Linked DNA regions of Homo sapiens: region 1 is linked to region 2. A link is a contact called in ENCODE POLR2A ChIA-PET data. All regions are on one chromosome and are shown on one strand. The core of a region is the stretch at or near the end of the contact, and the rest is flanking DNA. Distances in the headings are between cores, read along the strand shown. Region 1 holds the start of ALK (ALK receptor tyrosine kinase). Region 2 overlaps ALK (ALK receptor tyrosine kinase).

Region 1 (4,939 bases), core at 1-2,500, 400 kb after region 2:
GACCCCCGGCGCCGGCCCCAGCAACCTGAGCAGCGGGGCGCAGTCCAGAGCTAGCGAGCCGCGGGCCTCGGGCCTGCCAGCCTTCAGCTCCGAGGAGGATGGTGGCAGCAGTAGGTCCCGGGCGTAGACACGGAAGAGCGAGGGCACCACGAAGTCAACTGCCAGACTCTTCCTCTGCAGGCGCGAGTAGCTGAGTGGCTCCCGGGGCTGCAGCGGCGGCCCCGCAGCTGGGGAGCCCGCGCGCTGGCCGGTCCCCATCCCGGAGCCCACAGCTGCCGTGGAAAGCAGCAGCGGCAGGAGCCACAGGAGCCCGATGGCTCCCATCCCGCCGGAGGAGGCCGTTTACACTGCTCTCCGGGCCCAGCCTCACCCTTCGCTCTCCCCGAGATGGGAAGAGGCTCTGAACAGTCCTTGGTACCCAGCGGCTCCTTCCACCTGATCTCCAGAGGACTGTGCGTGCGCGCAAGTCTCTTGCTTTCCCCCAACTGCACGGAGGCGAGCAGGAGTCTAAATGAAACAGACCTGGAAGCTCAGGGGCGAGTCCAGAGACACTCAAGCACACTGGGCTCACTGGCTGGGACCTTGAGCCTCCCGCTCTCCGCGCCGAGTGCCGCGCCCCCGTCTGTAGCTCGCTGCGCTCGGTACAGAGGAACTACTATGGTTGAAGGGAGGTGGCAGTTGGGTACCGTCCTCTCCTGCCCCCCGCAGTCGGAGCTGGGGTCTGTCCCCTCTCGGGGCAGCCTCCAATCTCTGCAACTTTTAAGGCTGAGAACGGCGGCTCCCAGCTGCTGCACGCTGTCCTGGCCGCCTTTTGCGTTCCTTTTGGCTCCTCCAAGCTCTTCTGCCCGGTCTGGGCGGGAACCGAGGGCGGAGGCTGCCGTCTTGCGCACCCTCAAGCTATCTCTCCGCTGCGGGAAGGCTTCGGACTGTCTGCCTGCTGAACTTCTGGGCGTGAATCCCAGCCCCCGCGCTGCGCAAGTTTGCAGCGTCCTTGCTCTCACCGGCGCCTCGGCTCCTCAGAGTTCGCAGGCACTGGAGCGGCCCCGGCGGCAGCAGCTGAGGGCGTTCAGGGCAGGGGCGCCCGAAATCTTGCCGCCCCCTCCTCACCCATCATCAGCGCCCGCGGCTTTGGGTGGCCGACCAGAGGGCGGCCGGAAAGCACCTCGGTGCCCCGCGACCCTCCGAACAGAGGCGGCGGGAGGTACCAGCTGCTACCACCGCTGCCGCCCCCAGAGCCGCTGGATCGCATCTGCCTGGGCGCCCGCCACTTGCAGCTGGCTGAGCCGCGCGAGCGCGCGCAGGGAGGGGGCGGGGCCCGGAGGGGGCGGGGCTCACAAGCCAACTCCGCGCTGCTGCCCGACCCACGCAGTCCGGCCTCGCCCCGCCCCACCCGCACCCTCCAACCAATGGCGTGGCTCGATCGGCTCCTATGCAAATCTGCAGAGGCCTCGGCATTCATTGAGAAAAGGAGTGAGCCCGCCCCACCCTCCCTCTGTTCCCTCTCCAGTCTCTTGTTCTTCCCCTCCTCTAGATTCCCTGCCCTATTTCTCTGCAGTGTGAAAGGGAGCAAATGTGAGAACTGGAAGAGGCCTTTGCAATCAAGCACTCTCCCTAATTATACATTTAAGAGATTAAACGGGTCCGACTTCGGAAAAACAGGTTCCAGAATAAAACTGGAGGAGAGGGGAAGGGAGGGGGGAGTGGGAAGGGAGGAGGAAGTGGGGAGAGGGTGGCAGCGCGACACTGGCAAATCTGAGAACAGCTTGTATTAAGGCCCTGAGACAGAATATTTTCTGACCCATCTATTATTTGAATGCATTCCTGGGAGCTTAGGAGTCCTGCCGTCCACACAGGAGAATTTGGGAATAGGGGGGCAGAGAGGGATGGATGGTCTTGGTCTGGCAGAGTTGTTCTGCAGCTACAACAAATACCTTTCAGACCCCTGTCAGTCGCTCTGTTTTCTCAGAATGGTGTCTGAACATGTGTAACCTCCCCTAGTCTCTGTAAGGCAAACATTTTAATTCCAGATTTACAGATGCAGAAACTGAGTTGCAGAGCATTTAATTGTTTGCCCACAATCTTGGGAATGAGGGTTCAGAACCTTAGGCCTTTTTTACTCACCTGTAATGGCTGTACCTCTCCTCTCCCTTTCCTTTCGTCTCTCCTGAGCTGCCAACACAGAACTCATAATAGCTGTTTTTATAACAAGTGGTTCACTAGATCCTCAGACAAAACTACCATCTTTGGGTCACACAAATCCCCTTGATTCCTTCTTAAAGGCTGGTTGTCAGGCCTTGGGCTGACTGTTGAAGCTAAGAATAAGGCAAGATCCTCTCTGGAGCTCACGGCCTGTCGGGTAGCACAGGAGTTTTCTCACAGGATCAGAGCACAGTGTCACATTGAACCTCCCTCACTGAGCTCCTGGGGGCCGCAGTAACTTGCCTACCACCCCACAGGAGATAGTGGCCAGGTGGAACCTCTGTTCTCCTAGGAGCTGGGCCTTTCCAGCTTTGTGGCAATGCCTTGGCAAGTGGAAGACCCAGTAACAAAGGAATATTGATTCTCGGAATGGCTTTCTTCCTGCTCTATGTTTGGCAACTCACTTAATTTGACAGGCATCTGCCCTCTCTCTGGAAGTCACACTGGATACACTGACTTTACAAGTTTCAGGGCAAAGAATTATCTCACCCGAGAAGAAAATATGCTCCTATCTTGGTGGAGGAAGGGTGGAAAAGAAAGAAAAGAGGGAGGAAAATGCTATGGTAGTTAATACTTTCCTGGTACAATATATGTTTGATTTTCATCAGATTTTTCTGACATACCTACTGGAAGAGGAATTTTTATTTGAAATATGAAAAAAGACTAAAACTCCAGCCTTTCCCTATTTCTCTATACAATTCTTGACCAAAGGCATTACTGACTCCAGTTAATTTGTCAGTTAACTGTGAATCGTCTGCTGCACCCAATGGCCACTAGGGGGCTGCAGAGACTTGAAACTTTAAATGAGCTGCCAGGGTTTAACGTTCTCTAATAATACCCCTGTCCATTGCTTTTGCACCTCATAGACACAAGAGTCTCAATTAATTCTCATGATTTATACATTGTCTCAAACTTTTCCCAAGGAAAAATAAGTGCCTTTCCCTGTAGATTAAATGACACTAAATCTCAAAAAATTTCTTCTTTTTTAGATAATTTTTTTTTAAAGGAGGCAGGAATTAATACTGATAGTCTACCAGGCACGAATGTATGCATCTGTAGACATGTGGGTGTCTAACACATCACACAGTTTTTTTGGGAAAGGGTATATGTTATTATTTCTATTACAGAGATAAAACAGCTAAGGCTCAGAAAGGCAAAATAATTTGCCCAAGGTAAAACAGCAAGCAAATAACAGAGTTGGAATTCAAACCGCTGACTCTTTTCCTCCAACATTTACACAACCCACTGAGAAAAGTTAGGACCTTAACTCATGCCCAAATTTATAATTTTAACACCCCATCCTACATAATTTCCATCAAAAGGATGGGAGACGGGAAAATGAATTTAAGAGCACATAGGGGAAATAGACAGAAAGATGAAAAGTGTGAGAATGATTGCTAACACATCTTGTGCACTTATTATGATCTATTTCAAAAAGACTTTCATTCACTATCTCATTTCATATTCCCAGTAACACTCTGAGGAAAAGTAATAGTATCTCTTTTCTACAGATCACAAATAGAAGCTCAGGGAGGTTAACTCCCCGACAAAGCTACACAGGTAACTAGAGCTGAACCTGGATACCTGACTAAGAAGTTCATGCTCTTAAATTCTGGGTGATCTCCCGCATGTTCTCACTCATAGGTGGGAATTGAACAATGAGAACACATGGACACAGGAAGGGGAACATCACACTCCGGGGACTGTTGTGGGGTGGGGGGAGGGGGGAGGGATAGCATTAGGAGATATACCTAATGTAAATGACGAGTTAATGGGTGCAGCACACCAACATGGCACATGTATACACATGTAACAAACCTGCACATTGTGCACATGTACCCTAAAACTTAAAGTATAATAATAATAAAATAAAATAAAATTTCTGGGTGATCTCACAATAGAGAAAATGGGATGAGGTAAAATGGATTGAGATGAGCCAAGATCAACAGAGGAAGAAGCTGAAAGGCCAAATCAGAGAGATGGGGAGTGGAAGTGGCAGACATAGATTCTGACATAGATACTGGAATCCCCAAGGAGACAATTAGGTGGGCTGCTCTGTGTCACCTTGCAGATGACTTGGGCCATTGGGCTGGGGGAGGAGGAATGTGAGTTGACCATGTACCAAGAGAGGAAGTGGCCAAAGAGGACACTGAGACCACCAACAACCTCCTCAGGAAATTCCCAATTTCTGGAAAGGGCAAAGTGAACAACTCAGTCAAGGAGGTACATAAATTCTCTATAAGAGAAGTAATAATAAAAATGACATGAGAAATTCAGCAATGTGACTTAAGGTAAAACATATCTCACAACTGCAAAATCTGATTGGGACATATAGGATCAAGTTAGGCATTTTGTTGGTCAACAGATACTCCTCGTGTACCTAATGTATACAGGATGTTGTTCTATGTTCCAGGAATTTTTTGCTCTGGACAAAATAAAAGGTCCTTCACCTTAAGAAGCTTACACTCTAATGATGAGAAACAGATAATAAATGTGCAAGCACATAAAGTAATTTAAGATAATAATAGTTGCTATAAAAAACAAAATAGGGCCATGCGGTAGATGACTTGGGACAGCAGGTGCGGGTGCTGTCCTAGCTCTACCTTCATAGTTGAAGAAGTCCTCTTTAAGGAGGTTACAGTTAAGTCCTGATTGGTGGGAAAGAGGCAGTCATGAAAAGCTTTCGAGAAAGAACGTTCTAAGCAAAGGAATATCACAGGCAATGGTCCTGAGATGAGAA
Region 2 (4,581 bases), core at 1,407-3,906:
TATGTTAGCAGTGAGTATGTCTTGTTTTCTATCTCTGGTCAGGGATGCTACTGTTTCAGGCCTGCCTGGCACAAAATACATCAGATATCCTTATCATCATCTACTTTCACTCACACATTCGCATGACACTAATTTTGAGTTTTAATTTGGAAATACTGCCCAGTCAACAAAAATTTATTGAATACTTCTTCTGTGTCAGGCACTCTTTTGGACTTTGGGGACCCCACAATGAAAGTTCAGTGTATGTTTTGATGAAGTTGAGGCTGTAGTGGAAAAAATGGATAGAAACACACACAGCCAGTGAATTTCCATGGGACTGGGGCTGTCACATACAGAGAGGTTTAGGGGCAGCACAGAGAGAAGTGACCCTCAGGAACGGGGAGTCCAGGTTAATCTCCCCCAGAAGGTGCCATCCTTACGTTGCTGATAATCATACATCTCAGAGCTTCAAGATCTTCATTATACAACTGTCATTTTATTTCTCTTGTGTATCTAGTGGGTCATTATATCTCTGAACATATATTAAAATAGACGGAATAGATTCAAGCAGCTTTTACTGGGGCACTGTGCTAAGAGCTTTCATCCACATTAAATCATTTAACCAATCCTCTATGAGGACGTCCAGATTTCTTCAGAAACCAGGATGCCAGATAGAATAATTTTTTGATGGATGGAGTCCATTACCAGTTTAGGCCATGAGCCCAGGTGATTGAAAAAGCATTAATCAGGCTATTGTCCTGGTGTTGCCACTCTCTCCAATTTTTAAACCTCCTGCTACTAATGGAGATATTATCTGACTCTCCTGATGATAAAAGAATTATCTCATCAAATCACCACATGATTATCAGGATTGCAGCCTTGCTTTTTCACCAGTTCCAGAACATCACTTAATTTTTAAACTACAGCGTTGGCTGGTGTCCTTTGTGTTTTTGTGTATGCTTTGTTTTACCTCCAAAGACTTCTGGCCGTATGATTTGTATTTAAAGCTAGATGTCAAGTGTGTGCATGGTGTGTGACAGACAGAGAAGGAGAACCTCGCCTCCCCTTCATCTCCTCCTTCACCTGTCTTTACTTCACTCTGAGACCACCAAGTCAAACTCCGTTTGTAAATTTACTTCCCAAATCTGAGCTCTTAGAAGTTCTCACCTAGTTCAAGCCCTCCCTGGAGATATGGAGAATAAAACAGGGTTGGTGGTGGGCTGTAGGGCTCCCCAGTTCCCTTCTGTGCAGTCCAATAGCAGAGAATGAGTCAGAATAGGCATGAGGCAGTCTCTCTGGCATGAACTCCAGGCCCATTTTAAATAACGCATCTAAATGTTAATGCACACTTAAGACAACAGTGCAGCTCATACTCTTCCCAAATTGATTCATTTTGCAGTGGGCCTGATGCAATTTACTCAGTATAAAAATGTCTCTGGCAATTAGGGGAACAAAGGGGCAAAGCTGGCAGGCTACAGGGATGACAAACAAAGCAAGATGATGTGAAAGCTGGGGCCAGAATTGAATTTCTTTCCGAATCAGACATTTTTGGGAATGTCAATAGCAAACAAGAAAGGCCTTCTTTGCCTGCAAGAAAAACTTGAGGATTCTCCATTCAGAAAAAAGAATCAAATAGTCTAAGAAATGGTTTTAGTGAAATGCTACAGCAGCTTTCATGGTTCCTAACGGTGTCAACTTTAGGTGGCTGGGGTTCAAACGCAGAATAAAGCTAGCGAAAGGGTGAGCCAGGCTTAAGCCACATCAGCGGGTGGAGGTTCCAGATCACTGAAGAACAAGTCCCCTGACCCCTTTGCTGGTAAGAATCCCTCTGAACAATATGGCTGTGGCAACTATGCTGTAGAAGAGACTAAAATCACTTAGCCTGGGAAAACAAGTGAAGAAGAGATATAAAAACTATCCTCAAAGGGAAGACAGACTGCCTTGTTAGGAGAAAGTAAGCTTCCTCTGTATGACTCTAGAGGACAAATAGAGGATCAACCAGATCATGGTGAAATAGGAGAAGGAACTATCATGTGTTGGGTGCTGATATGATTCTAGGTGCTTTGTATGCATTATCATAGTACTACTTCATAGGGAAACTGTAGTATTAAATGAAATCATATGTCTTTGTATTAAGAACATGGTAAATACTCTATACACATTGGCTATCGTTGTTAAAAGCATTATTTTCACAAAGAGCCTACAAGGTAAGCAGGTATTACTATTGCCATTTTGTGTATAAAACACAAGAGGTTTGGAGATATTGAATAACTTTTTAGAGACAGTCATTACCTTTCCAAAGTTACAAAGCCAAGGGGATATCAGCAAGTTCTACCTGGGAGCTAAAGCTGCTGTACAATGGGGTGATCTGTTTTGCAAGGTGGTGAGCATTCTACTGCTGGAGTCAGGCAAGTCAAAGCCAGATGGGCTTTGGAAGAGCCTCTTGCATTGTTTTGGGGTAGGGGATAAAGAATTTGAATTCAATTACTTTTAAGGTTCATTTCTGGTTCATGATTCCATGATTGAAATATTTTTCAAGTTCTGCTAGCTAGATTATGCCTTTAACCCACAAACAGTCATGTAGGATTGTGAAATTGGAGAGGCAGTCATGGGTGAAGGCCAAGAACTAAGGACCTTGGGTATATGATGAAATACAGGAGTTTTTATTTCCATCTGATTTCTGGCTTTGCCAACAACCACATTTTCTGGCTCACATCCCACACACAATGTACCTGCTGCCACCACCTCCTGGAACCCTGGAGACTGTCCGTAAGTTAGACAAGGTGGCAGAGGTTAAACAAGAAAGTTGATAGACAAGTGAGGCTTTTTAGAAATGGAAGTCATCTGGATCTACTGAGAGGATGAGCCAATGGTCACTAGGAAGCTCCCAGGGCAGGTGACCAGGCCACTGCGAGAAAGGCTGGAAGACTCCAGATAGGGAAATCACTCTGAGGCCTGCAGGTGAACATCCAGCAGACTGCCGATTAGAATTTCATGCAGTCACAGAGAAATTTTAGTCCTAAGACAGAGAAACAAAATCATGGAGGGAATATTTAGGAAACAGTTGGACAGAATGTAATTGGAATTCATCTTAGATTATCTGAAAAGATAAAACACTCAACAGAAGTCAGTGTGGTTAAGTGGTGATGTAAAGACTAGTAAACTAAGGAGAAGGAGGAATTGGGGGAAAATTACTAAGTAGAAGTCCTGACTGGAAGAACAGGAAATATGCAGGAAATAGCTCAGGAAATTAGAGGAACTAAAAGGCACACACGGACAGGGCAATCACCAAGCATGGGAACCACCTCATTTCCAAGACTAACATAGGCCAGCATTTGCTCGGCAGTGTAGGATGGTTAAGGCCACAAATGGAGATAACCCAGGCTGAAGACAGTCCTTCGATTGGAGGTTGAGTAGAAGGAAGTGAGTCGTTATGAAGAACAGAGATGGAATTTTGGTCAAGAGCATTATAGATGCATTCTTAAAACCATGTCGCAAGTTTTCAAAGAGTTTCTGGTCCAATTAATTTGGGAATTTGTTCATTTCATAAGCATTTATTGACTGTGAGACAAGTACTGTGCTAGGCATTGCAGATACAGTGATAAATAATGCCCATCCCTATTCTTGGGGTACCTGGTTGGTGAGGAAGACATGTGAAAGAACAAATGTGGCCCAGGGCTGTGAGAACACTCATAGAGATGTGGAACAGGCAGCAAATGGTGGTGCAATCAGCTCTGCTCACAGAAGGTCTGGGGTCTCAAGAAAGGCTTTGTGGAAAAGGAGCTAAGAGATTCCTTCTTGGAGGAGAAGACCTATTGTTCTTGATGGTCGGGAAGGTGAGGGAAGGCAAAATGGCTTGAACTGGCTTGCTTCACTTGGGGGCAACTGTGGGTAGTTTGATACAAACGAATCATGGGTCCAGAGAAATGGGGTGAGCCAGGCTCAGGAGGGGTGAGGCTTGATCAGTGGCTTTGAGTGCCATACTAATAAACAGCTCAGACTTGATCCTGGGTTTCACAGGGATCCCCTAAAGGATTTGAGGCTGAAGATTAACAGCCCGTGATATTCACTTGTCAGTTCTCTCATCCGGGTCTTCATTTATTCCAACATGGGGCTTCCTGATGGCCAGGAGAAGTCACTGAGATGATCATTCTAGGACTGCAAGGAACGTCCCACAGAATGAACAGCACAATGCAAAATACCAATTTGACTGTGGGTTCTCCTTCACACTCCTTTTGGTGAATTGAAAGCCTGGATCACACAGTGGGGCTAAGAAAAAAGCAGCATGGCCCACAGGTCTTTCCTTAGACTCCCATTATGTGTGCATCATTTGAGCTAAGTTGCCCTATAGGGTGGAGCAAGGTCCTGGATCCTCAGGTAACCTGGTGCCCTCAGGTGAGTGATCTGAAGAAACATCTTCAGCTTCTGGCAATGGTAGGTCTCATGCCCTGGGCTCAGCCTGCTCTCAGTGGCCTCCCCTAGGGACCCTCCCTTTTCTCACCACCACAAGACTTCCCCACTGGCAGGGGGAACACAATCAGTCATTGGAAAGGAGTGGGAACACTCATTCACTGAGCTTACTGATGTAAGATTCTCCCAGGA

What was found. ChIA-PET counts read pairs that join two places held with the same protein, here RNA polymerase II (POLR2A).
Region 1: POLR2A ChIA-PET joins it to region 2 with 18 read pairs in SK-N-SH. The contact joins the promoter of ALK here to the enhancer-like site in region 2. POLR2A ChIA-PET finds 5 or more read pairs at or near these places in 3 of 52 experiments (A673, HEK293 and SK-N-SH).

Annotation. Positions count from the first base shown.
Region 1 is chr2:29,920,336-29,925,274 of GRCh38, forward strand. ALK (ALK receptor tyrosine kinase) reads right to left here and starts at 1,251. Exons shown (of 29, transcript NM_004304.5): 1 at 1-1,251. The coding sequence starts at 324.
Region 2 is chr2:29,516,860-29,521,440 of GRCh38, forward strand. All of the region lies in intron 4 of ALK (ALK receptor tyrosine kinase), which reads right to left. Among named protein-coding and RNA genes, the nearest start is that of ALK, 400 kb to the right of the region's middle. Within about 2 kb of position 2,657, at least 4 of the 41 ENCODE cell types and tissues checked have a DNase peak (open chromatin) inside an H3K27ac peak, as active enhancers do.